Linked DNA regions of Homo sapiens: region 1 is linked to region 2. A link is a contact called in ENCODE Hi-C or POLR2A ChIA-PET data. All regions are on one chromosome and are shown on one strand. The core of a region is the stretch at or near the end of the contact, and the rest is flanking DNA. Distances in the headings are between cores, read along the strand shown.

Region 1 (3,784 bases), core at 1,122-3,621, 1.9 Mb before region 2:
CAGCTTCTCTAAGGCTCCTCTATTCCTCCATCACCTGGAGGTGGCTCGGGGCTGATTCCCCCAGGATCTCCTTTTCCTGTGCCAGACTGGGCTCAGCTACCATGGCCTTGCTGCCCCCTCCCCCTCCCCACAACAAGATCTGCCTCAGTCACCCTCTCCTCTTGAGGGTACTCTGGGCCCCTGGCCTCCTCCCACCAGCTCCGCTCCCTCCTTCCCTCCCACTGGAGGCCCCCCCATCTCTCTCCTCTCCGTAGTGCTCCCTGGGAGCATCTTTTGTGGGCCTCTTCCAGCTTGCCCCAGCTCTTGCCTTCAGTCTCTCACCCTCGGTCTTTTTACATCTTTCTCTTCTGTATCTCTCTCCTTGGTGTTTCTCATTTCTTTCTCTCTCTCCAAATGCCTTCCCCAAATTTCCCCCTTAAGCCTTCTGTCTCTCTCTCCTGTCTTTCCCCATCACTGTCTCCCCCATTTTCTCTCCTCATCTCTGTCTGCCACATCTTGCTCCCTCCTCCTTCTCCCTATCCCTCTGCCTTCTCTCTCCATTCCTGCCCAGGCCTGACTCCCCCAGCCGGGGAGAGTTGAGGGACGGGGGCTCAGGCCGCAGGCCCCCCCTTCCTGCAGTGGTGAAAATGGCTTGGCTGGGAAGGGGAGAAGGAGGGGGAGGGGGAGATGGGAACACACGGGGTCTGTGGGCCCATTCAAAGGATCATTCATGGACTGGAGAGAGGCAGAGACAAAGAGACCAAGACGCAGAGACACGGCGAGAGCATCCCTAGGCGGAGACACGCAGACAGAGCAGGCTGGGGGAAACCAGGCGCAGGGAGGGAGATGGGGAGAGGGAGACCCCAGTGGACCGCCACGCAGCCCCCTCCACCGACCCGGCTTAGGTCCTACCTGGCTCAGCCCTGGGGCCGTGGTGCCTCCATCCAGGGCTCCGAGTGGGGGGCGAAAGGCCTTCGGGAGGGGGCGGCGGCCTCTGAGCCCCCGCGGCCCCGCAGGCCCAGCCCCCGCCCGCAGCGCCTCACCCGGCGGGGGAGGGGGATCGCCCCAGCCCCGGGGGGCGGGGCCGGGATCCAGTCGATCCCCGGGAAAAGGAGAGCTAGGGGATGGGATCAGGGGGAGCCCGAGAACAGGGAACCCCGCAGTAGGGACGATAGAGAAAGGAGGGGGCAACGGGACAGGACTAGATTGAGGATCCGCTGGTTCCGTGGGCCGGCTTCGAGGGACCAGAAGGCGGTCCAGGCGGAGGATCCTAAGGATCGGGTGCTGGAGGAGGAGTCCACGTTAATCCCCAGGGGCCCGGGGCCCGGGAGCGCAGGATCCGCGGTGCAGGGGCAGGGATCCAGCCGGAATCCTCGGGGAGGGGGAGGGATCTAGTCGATCCCGAGGGCGGGCGTGAGGGGGAGGTCCGGGGAGTCAGAGGAGGGCGGGAGCCGAGTCCAGAGCCCCGGGGCGGGGGTCAGCGCGGATCCTAGGAGGGAAGGCGGGGGTGAGGGGAGGCTTCGAGGGACGCTCAGCAGCCGGGAGGCCCGGACTCCTGGCTCCGCGCGCCAGGGCCGGCCCGCCCCGCGTCCATCCCAGCCCGAGAGTGATGATCCGCCGGCGGAGCAGCCGCAGCAGCCCCGCGCGTCACCGCGCGGCCGCCTCCCCCGCCCCCTGCCGAGAGAGCGGCGCACACCCCCCGCTCGCACCCCCCGCTCGCACCCGCCTGCCCGCCCGCCCTCCGGAGAATGGGGGGATTGGAGATGGTGGGAAGAGGCGGGAGCGGACAGACGGACAGATGGACGTAGCGGGCCAGGGCAGGGTGGAGACATTCCCCCGGATCTCCCACCCTCGGGGCTCTCGCGGTCTCGGAGGGCTGGCGGGGGGGAGAATATCTTAACTACAGGGGGCGGGGCATCATACAAAGAAGGCGGAGCCTTCAGACATGGGGGAGGGGCCATTTGTGCAGTGGGCGGGGTTTACTGGCAATAGGTGGGGCTTTGCTATCTTTCGGGCCGCCTCTTTTTGGTAGTGGGTTTGATTTGAAGCTGAACAGGAGGAGCCTGTGGAAAAAGGGGCGGAACTTTGAGAGAAGACCGGGATCTTTGGAAATTGGCCGGAGCATGGGGGTGGGGGGTTCGAAGAGGCGATCAACTTGGAAAGTGGGCCAATCCTTGACGCAAATCCCCCTAGTCCCGCCCTCAACCCCGCCCCCCCACTGCTTAGCTCCTCTGTTCCTAATTGGTGCTGGTTTCTCCGCCCGCCAGACGTCTTCGCCACTCTGCAGCGGTTTTACAAAGGCGGGTGAAGAGCGCAATGCTGAAATGAACACGGCCCGGATTGGGCGCCTGTGAACCTTATTTGCATGGGCGGTCGGGATTGGCTGGCCTCTTGGGTGGCCTGGGCGGCGTTGGTCCGGTGCGTCCTGTTCTACAGCTATGGCCGGGCCAGCTGCAGCTTTCCGCCGCTTGGGCGCCTTGTCCGGAGCTGCGGCCTTAGGCTTCGCTTCCTACGGGGCGCACGGTCAGGGGGCTGGGGACGAAGATGGGACTGTACTTGGGGCGTCCTCTGGGGTCTGCTGCAAGGGCGTAACCTATGGGAGGTGCCCGGCCTCTCGTTTATCAGACAGTCCGCGGAGCCCTAAACCTTTTAAAGTCCCCCAGCTGGGTCCAATTGGTTCCCAGTACTGCCCGAGCGTGTTCCCACCAATCGGAAGCTTCCTGGGGCGGGGGGGGGGGTGCCCTTTCTCGCCAATGTCCACCTGGGTCCCCCCGGATTGGGGGCGGTCAGGGCTGGCACTAGGACCGCTAACCTTTGCTTCTTTTCTCCACAGGCGCCCAATTCCCAGATGCCTACGGGAAGGAGGTGAAGTAACTGCGCTGGGGCTCCCTGACTCGTGGGTCTACGAAGGCACAAAGTCTGGGGTCCCTGGGGGAAGTGGGCGGGGAGAGGGTGGGGCGAGCCGCGGATCTCTGGAGCAGCAAAGGCCAAAGGCTCTGTAAGCCAAAGGCCTGGGATCAAGCTGGGACTTCAAGGGTGGGGTGGGGGAAGGAACTTTGGTCCCTTGTGTCATCAGGGGATCTCAGTACCTGTATTGCCTACGACATCCCTTCGTTTCTGTTTTTCTTACAGCTGTTTGACAAGGCCAACAAACACCACTTCTTACACAGCCTGGCCCTGTTAGGGGTGCCCCATTGCAGAAAGCCACTCTGGGTAATCTTTCCCTGCGCCTAACCCTGACCAAGCCCCACACACTCCCTCTCAGCCTGCCCTGTTCTTAACAATCCTGTTTTCTGTGCTGTGTCTCCTTCAGGCTGGGTTATTGCTAGCTTCCGGAACGACCTTATTCTGCACCAGCTTTTACTACCAGGCTCTGAGTGGAGACCCCAGCATCCAGACTTTGGCCCCTGCGGGAGGGACCCTGCTACTCTTGGGCTGGCTTGCCTTGGCTCTTTGAGCTCCCTTTTGCTTAATTACTGGGTTTTCTGGGCAGTTTTTTTTTTAAAGAGTTGGAGTAAGAAGAGGATTAAAAAGGAAAGGCAAATAAACTTTGGAGTCTTTGTTCATCTAACCTCTTGGAGGACGAAGGGTGGGGATTCAACCTCTGAACTCCCTCCATTTCCTAAGACTTAATCAGTGAGCCTTAGGTCTGGGGATTCTGGTCACTTTAAGTTAACTTATTATAATGTTCTTACCCTGGTGGGCATCAAAGTCATAAAGAATGCTTGAAATAACACAGATTCCTACTGAAGCACTCTTTCGGGCCTGAGAATCTGTATTTTAATAAGCTCATCTTGTGGTTCTG
Region 2 (4,367 bases), core at 218-2,717:
TCTTTACTCAAAGTCCATAATTTGAGAGTTAACATTTATTATCCCTTGTAGTTTTGGGTTGCCTTTCTAAATATTTCAGGGTAGGAAGTGAAAATTTGTCAGTTTATTCTTAAACACAAATCTGCTGCTGGTTCAACGTGCACATTTTCAGTAATGCCTGGTCACCAAACTGTCAGCAACTAGAGGAAAATTATCTCCGACCTGGAGCAAAGGGGAGGTTTTTTGTTTTTAGACTAGCTCTCTCACGAATCACGGGAAGGGAGATATTTAACAGGGCGAGTTTCATGGAAACGAGCTTCAGAAGATACCCTTCACATGAGCTGAAGCTTACGGTGTATTCTCTGGAAATCACATTTCCTGTAAGAGCAAACAGCTACTTGGCATTCTCCGTGGTAAATTAGCAAATCATCTAAGAACTTTTAGGAGGGTAAGGAAGAACTAGTTATAATCCTACTTTTTTCTGCTGCAGTTCTGAATCTTCACTGAAGTGTCTGTGATGGGGTTGCACAGCCATGTAGAGAACTTGAGAGTCTGGCTGGAATGGTTGGGGGAAAGGAAAGATAAAAGACAATTTTAATTTCATTGAACTCCCTCCTTTCTCTGCTTGTATTACTGGAGGCGACCACATCCGTTGGAGGAGTCATTTTCTGAGTTAAATTCATGTATATCAGAATTGGTTTTCCTTTCTGTAACACAAGATGATCACAAAATTATGATTTGGGGACATCTGAATGACTAAGATGACTCAATTTCTTAATCTGTAAATTAGAGATAATCTAATAACCAGTATATACCACATAACTTATAAGTTGTTTAGAGGATTAGACAATGCACGTTTGCGCTTCTCATTGATTTTACAGAATTAAGTACTTTCCTTGAAGAGTGACTGTTATTTGGACAGAGAAGGGGAAAACGCGGGTTTACTGAAAAGAAGTAATGCTACTAGAACAAAACAATGGGCGGGGCGCGGTGGCTCACGCCTATAATCCCAGCACTTTGGGAGGCCGAGGCAGGCGGATCACCTGAGGTCGGGAGTTCAAGACCAGCCTGACCAACATGGAGAAACCCTGTCTCTACTAAAAATACAAAATTAGACGGGCCCCGGTGGCGCACGCCTGTAACCCCAGCTACTTGGGAGGCTGAGGCAGGAGAATCGCTTGAACCCAGGAGGCGGAGGTTGCAGTGTGAGCCGAGATCGCGCCATTGCACTCCAGCCTGGGCAACAAGAGCGAAACTCCATCTCAAAAAAAAAAAATAAAACAATGAGAAAAACCTCGTTAACCAAGACTACAGTCCCACGGAACCTTACATCCTGTGTTTCCCGGTTGTAGCTCCGGGCCTTTTCCTGGTTGTACCTCAGGCCCTGCTTTTCCCACCCCCAGGAAGTGAAAGCCTTCCCAAGCCCCCAAGGCATGCTGGGAGATGCAGTCCCTTTTTCTAAAGACTGGGGCGGCCGTGAGGTCATCGGTGGTCGCCGGGAGCCGCCAGCACGTGGCGGCGAGGAAGGGGCGGTGTGCTCCTGTTGTCTGCACCTGAGAGGGGGCAGGAGCTCTCGGCGCTTGCGCCTCCCGCCGCGGTGCCCTCCCGACATGCCGGAGGAGGCGGGCTTCCCGCCGGCCAAGAGATTCCGGCCAGGCTCTGGACCTCCGAGCCGCGCTGGGTCCTTCCCTCCCGGGAGGCAAGTGGTGATGCTGCTGACTGCGGGCAGCGGCGGCAGAGGAGGAGGAGGAGGCCGGAGGCAGCAGCCGCCCCTGGCCCAGCCCTCGGCCAGTCCCTACCCTGAAGCTGTGGAGCTGCAGCGCCGGAGTCTGCCCATCTTCCAAGCGCGGGGGCAACTGTTGGCCCAGCTCCGAAACCTGGACAACGCGGTCCTCATCGGTGAGTGGCCGCGCCGGCGGGCTCTTCCTTGCACTTCGTCCGTGGCTTAGCTAGAGCAGTTTTTCTTACATGCCTCTCAATCCCTTTCGTTCGTGGCTTCAACAAACCTGAATACCTTTTCTGGGCCAGACCTGGAGAGGGGCCTCGAAGAAGAGTCCGGCAGCCCTGCCCTGGAGGCGCTGGACAGCCCGGTGAGAGTGACCAACGTGTGTAGGCAAAGACTCACCTTCCGCGTAAAAGGGTAGAGAAACGTACCGGGGGCTTGCGGATCTTAGAAGAGTGGATCTGACCCGGTTTGTGAGGAGGCGGCTGGGGAGGTCGTGTGGGAGGGAGGGCATTCTAGGCAGGGGGGAAAGCCCGTTTGAGAGATGGGAACCTGAACACATTCCGGTCGAAAGGGAAGGTGTAGTTTCTGGTGCATGAAAAGAGGCAGAGTTGTGGGGCAGGGACTGATTTCATGGGGCTTATGATCCCCAACGTGTTAGAGGAGATACTGAAGGACGGAAAGGATGAGCAGCCAAAGAGAGGAAGGAGACCCATGAGTGCTGCTAGTCAAAGGAATAGAGAGTGAGCAGATGCAGCAGTCAAGTCCGGTTATACTGGACTTGGATGTGATGCCCACTGGATTTGGATGTGAGCTATTTGTAAGAGTTAAAGAAAAAGGAAAGAAACACGAAACGCGGCTGGCAGTTAAAGACAGCTTTTCTTTAGTTAAAACCTGAGAGGCGCTCCTGGCCGATTTCGGTCAGGAGCCCTTTCTCTTACAGACTAAGAGTATATATTGGTGTTAGGGTGAGGGGGCTTATCACAAGCTTGGAATGTTTATATGTGTGGAGAAGTTTTTGGCAGGGTTGGACTCTTTGGGAGCAGGGGATGTTATCTTGGGGCAGACATTTTTCCGGCCCGAGGGGGTTTATCTCCCGGCTGGCATATTCCCGGCTGGCATATTCCCGGCCAGAGTGGGGTTATCCCTTAACATGTCTCTGGTCGGGGAGGAGTTTGGAATGTTTCTGGCTGGAGATGTTATTTGTGGTTTATGGTCGTGCTGACCTTAGCCATTAGGCTGATACCTTTTGGATTTAGGCGGTTTTTTATTAAGGTGAACTTTTGAATGAGGGGCTTGTCCAAGATGGTGATGTTCCTGCTTTGTCAATCCAGACCCTATAGTTATAAAAAGGAGGAGGGACGGCATGTTCTTTCTGGCTACTTCCTGCAACGAGGGGATGGAGAGTTTCCTGGTCTCGGGTTGACTAGGAGCAATGCCGTCTGTAGATGTTTTTGGGTAGTTGTTTGTGAAATTGCCATGATCCTGTCAGTTAAAAATCTTTGAAAAAGATTAATTAGGCAGGGTAAGAACATTAGTTCCAGGCATATTATTAGGAGAGGGCCCAGGAATGGGATGACCCATGCTATGATTTTGTTTTCAAACCAAGAGTCCATTTGGTGGTTTTGGTACTCCCTTAGCTTTTTAGCCTTTTCTTTACGTTTTTTAGCAGCGCTTTTTACTAGGCCCGATTGGTTGATATAGAAAGAGGCGTGAGCCACCGCACCTGGCCCCCTCAAAACAATTATTTAACCTTTTAACGTAGGTAAAAATGTGCATTCTTATCCCTCCTGATAATCTTTTTACCGAAAGTGTACTTTACTTTCCTTACACACCTTGCACATAAAGTGTCTCTTCAATAGTTTTAAATACATGTTACACTGTTAACTTTTAGCAACCTTTACCTTTGTTGAAAACCTTGGTAAGTTCGGGATTTTAATTATGTGCTAGGTGTACAGCCTAGGACTTAGACAGAAGTGCAGTTAAGGTCTGGCTTATTTCAGCATTTAGCTCCATGTGTCCTAGGTTTTACCTAGCTGCAAAGCAGGCAAGTTCTACAGCTAAGAGTTATGGTGACATTTTATAAAGCATTCAGGAGGCCTAATCACTTTTAAATTGTAAAACATTTCTTGCATACATTTCCTCTCATAAAATTTTTCATGACTTTCACAGACTATCTCTGACACTATTGATCGTGGATCCATCCCATCGAGAGCTATTTCAACAAAGCTGTGTGGGTAACAGCTGATTTGTCATTGAGCTGAGGGCTGAAAGCAGGGGGAAGAGGCTTCTGTTTTGAGGAAAAAGGAGGGAAGCTGAGAGAAACTTTATGGATGCTGCTCGATTTAGGATGGGGTTATGTGTGGATGAATCCACCCATCCTCATAAGTTGAAAATATCCTAAGTTGGAAATGCATTTAATATGCCCAGCCTACTTTCAGTGTGCTCGGAACATGTACATTAGCCTATGGTTGGGTGATATTATCTAACATGAAACCTATTTTATAATAAAGTCTTGAATATTTCATGCAATTTATTGAATACCATACTGAAAGTGACAGTTGTGTGGGTACTCAAAAGTACAGTTTCTACTGTACGATTTTGACTTTTGCTCCATCCTGAAGTCAAACAGTTCTAAGACAGGGACCATCTGTATTCAGAGGTT

What was found. A loop is a pair of places that touch in the nucleus more often than their neighbours do. ChIA-PET counts read pairs that join two places held with the same protein, here RNA polymerase II (POLR2A). Pooled maps may share reads with other maps.
Region 1: a loop to region 2 is called in a pooled map, with 5 times the contacts of the local background. The contact joins the promoter of TMEM256-PLSCR3 here to the promoter of DHX33 in region 2. A Hi-C loop is called at or near these places in 1 of 50 pooled maps. POLR2A ChIA-PET finds 5 or more read pairs at or near these places in 2 of 52 experiments (IMR-90 and activated naive CD4-positive, alpha-beta T cell).

Annotation. Positions count from the first base shown.
Region 1 is chr17:7,402,718-7,406,501 of GRCh38, reverse strand. It overlaps TMEM256-PLSCR3 (TMEM256-PLSCR3 readthrough (NMD candidate)), which reads left to right and starts at 2,371. Exons shown (of 10, transcript NR_037719.1): 1 at 2,371-2,502; 2 at 2,813-2,844. TMEM256 (transmembrane protein 256) reads left to right here and starts at 2,405. Exons shown (of 4, transcript NM_152766.5): 1 at 2,405-2,502; 2 at 2,813-2,844; 3 at 3,112-3,192; 4 at 3,293-3,527. The coding sequence starts at 2,418. The coding sequence ends at 3,436. It also overlaps a transcript of NLGN2 not described here. RefSeq lists a silencer at 1,597-1,926 and an enhancer at 2,417-2,596.
Region 2 is chr17:5,466,082-5,470,448 of GRCh38, reverse strand. DHX33 (DEAH-box helicase 33) reads left to right here and starts at 1,467. Exons shown (of 12, transcript NM_020162.4): 1 at 1,467-1,878. The coding sequence starts at 1,590. It overlaps DHX33-DT (DHX33 divergent transcript), which reads right to left and starts at 1,357. Exons shown (of 3, transcript NR_135644.1): 1 at 1,310-1,357; 2 at 455-535; 3 at 89-357. RefSeq lists enhancers at 1,374-1,443, 1,824-2,043, 1,833-2,415.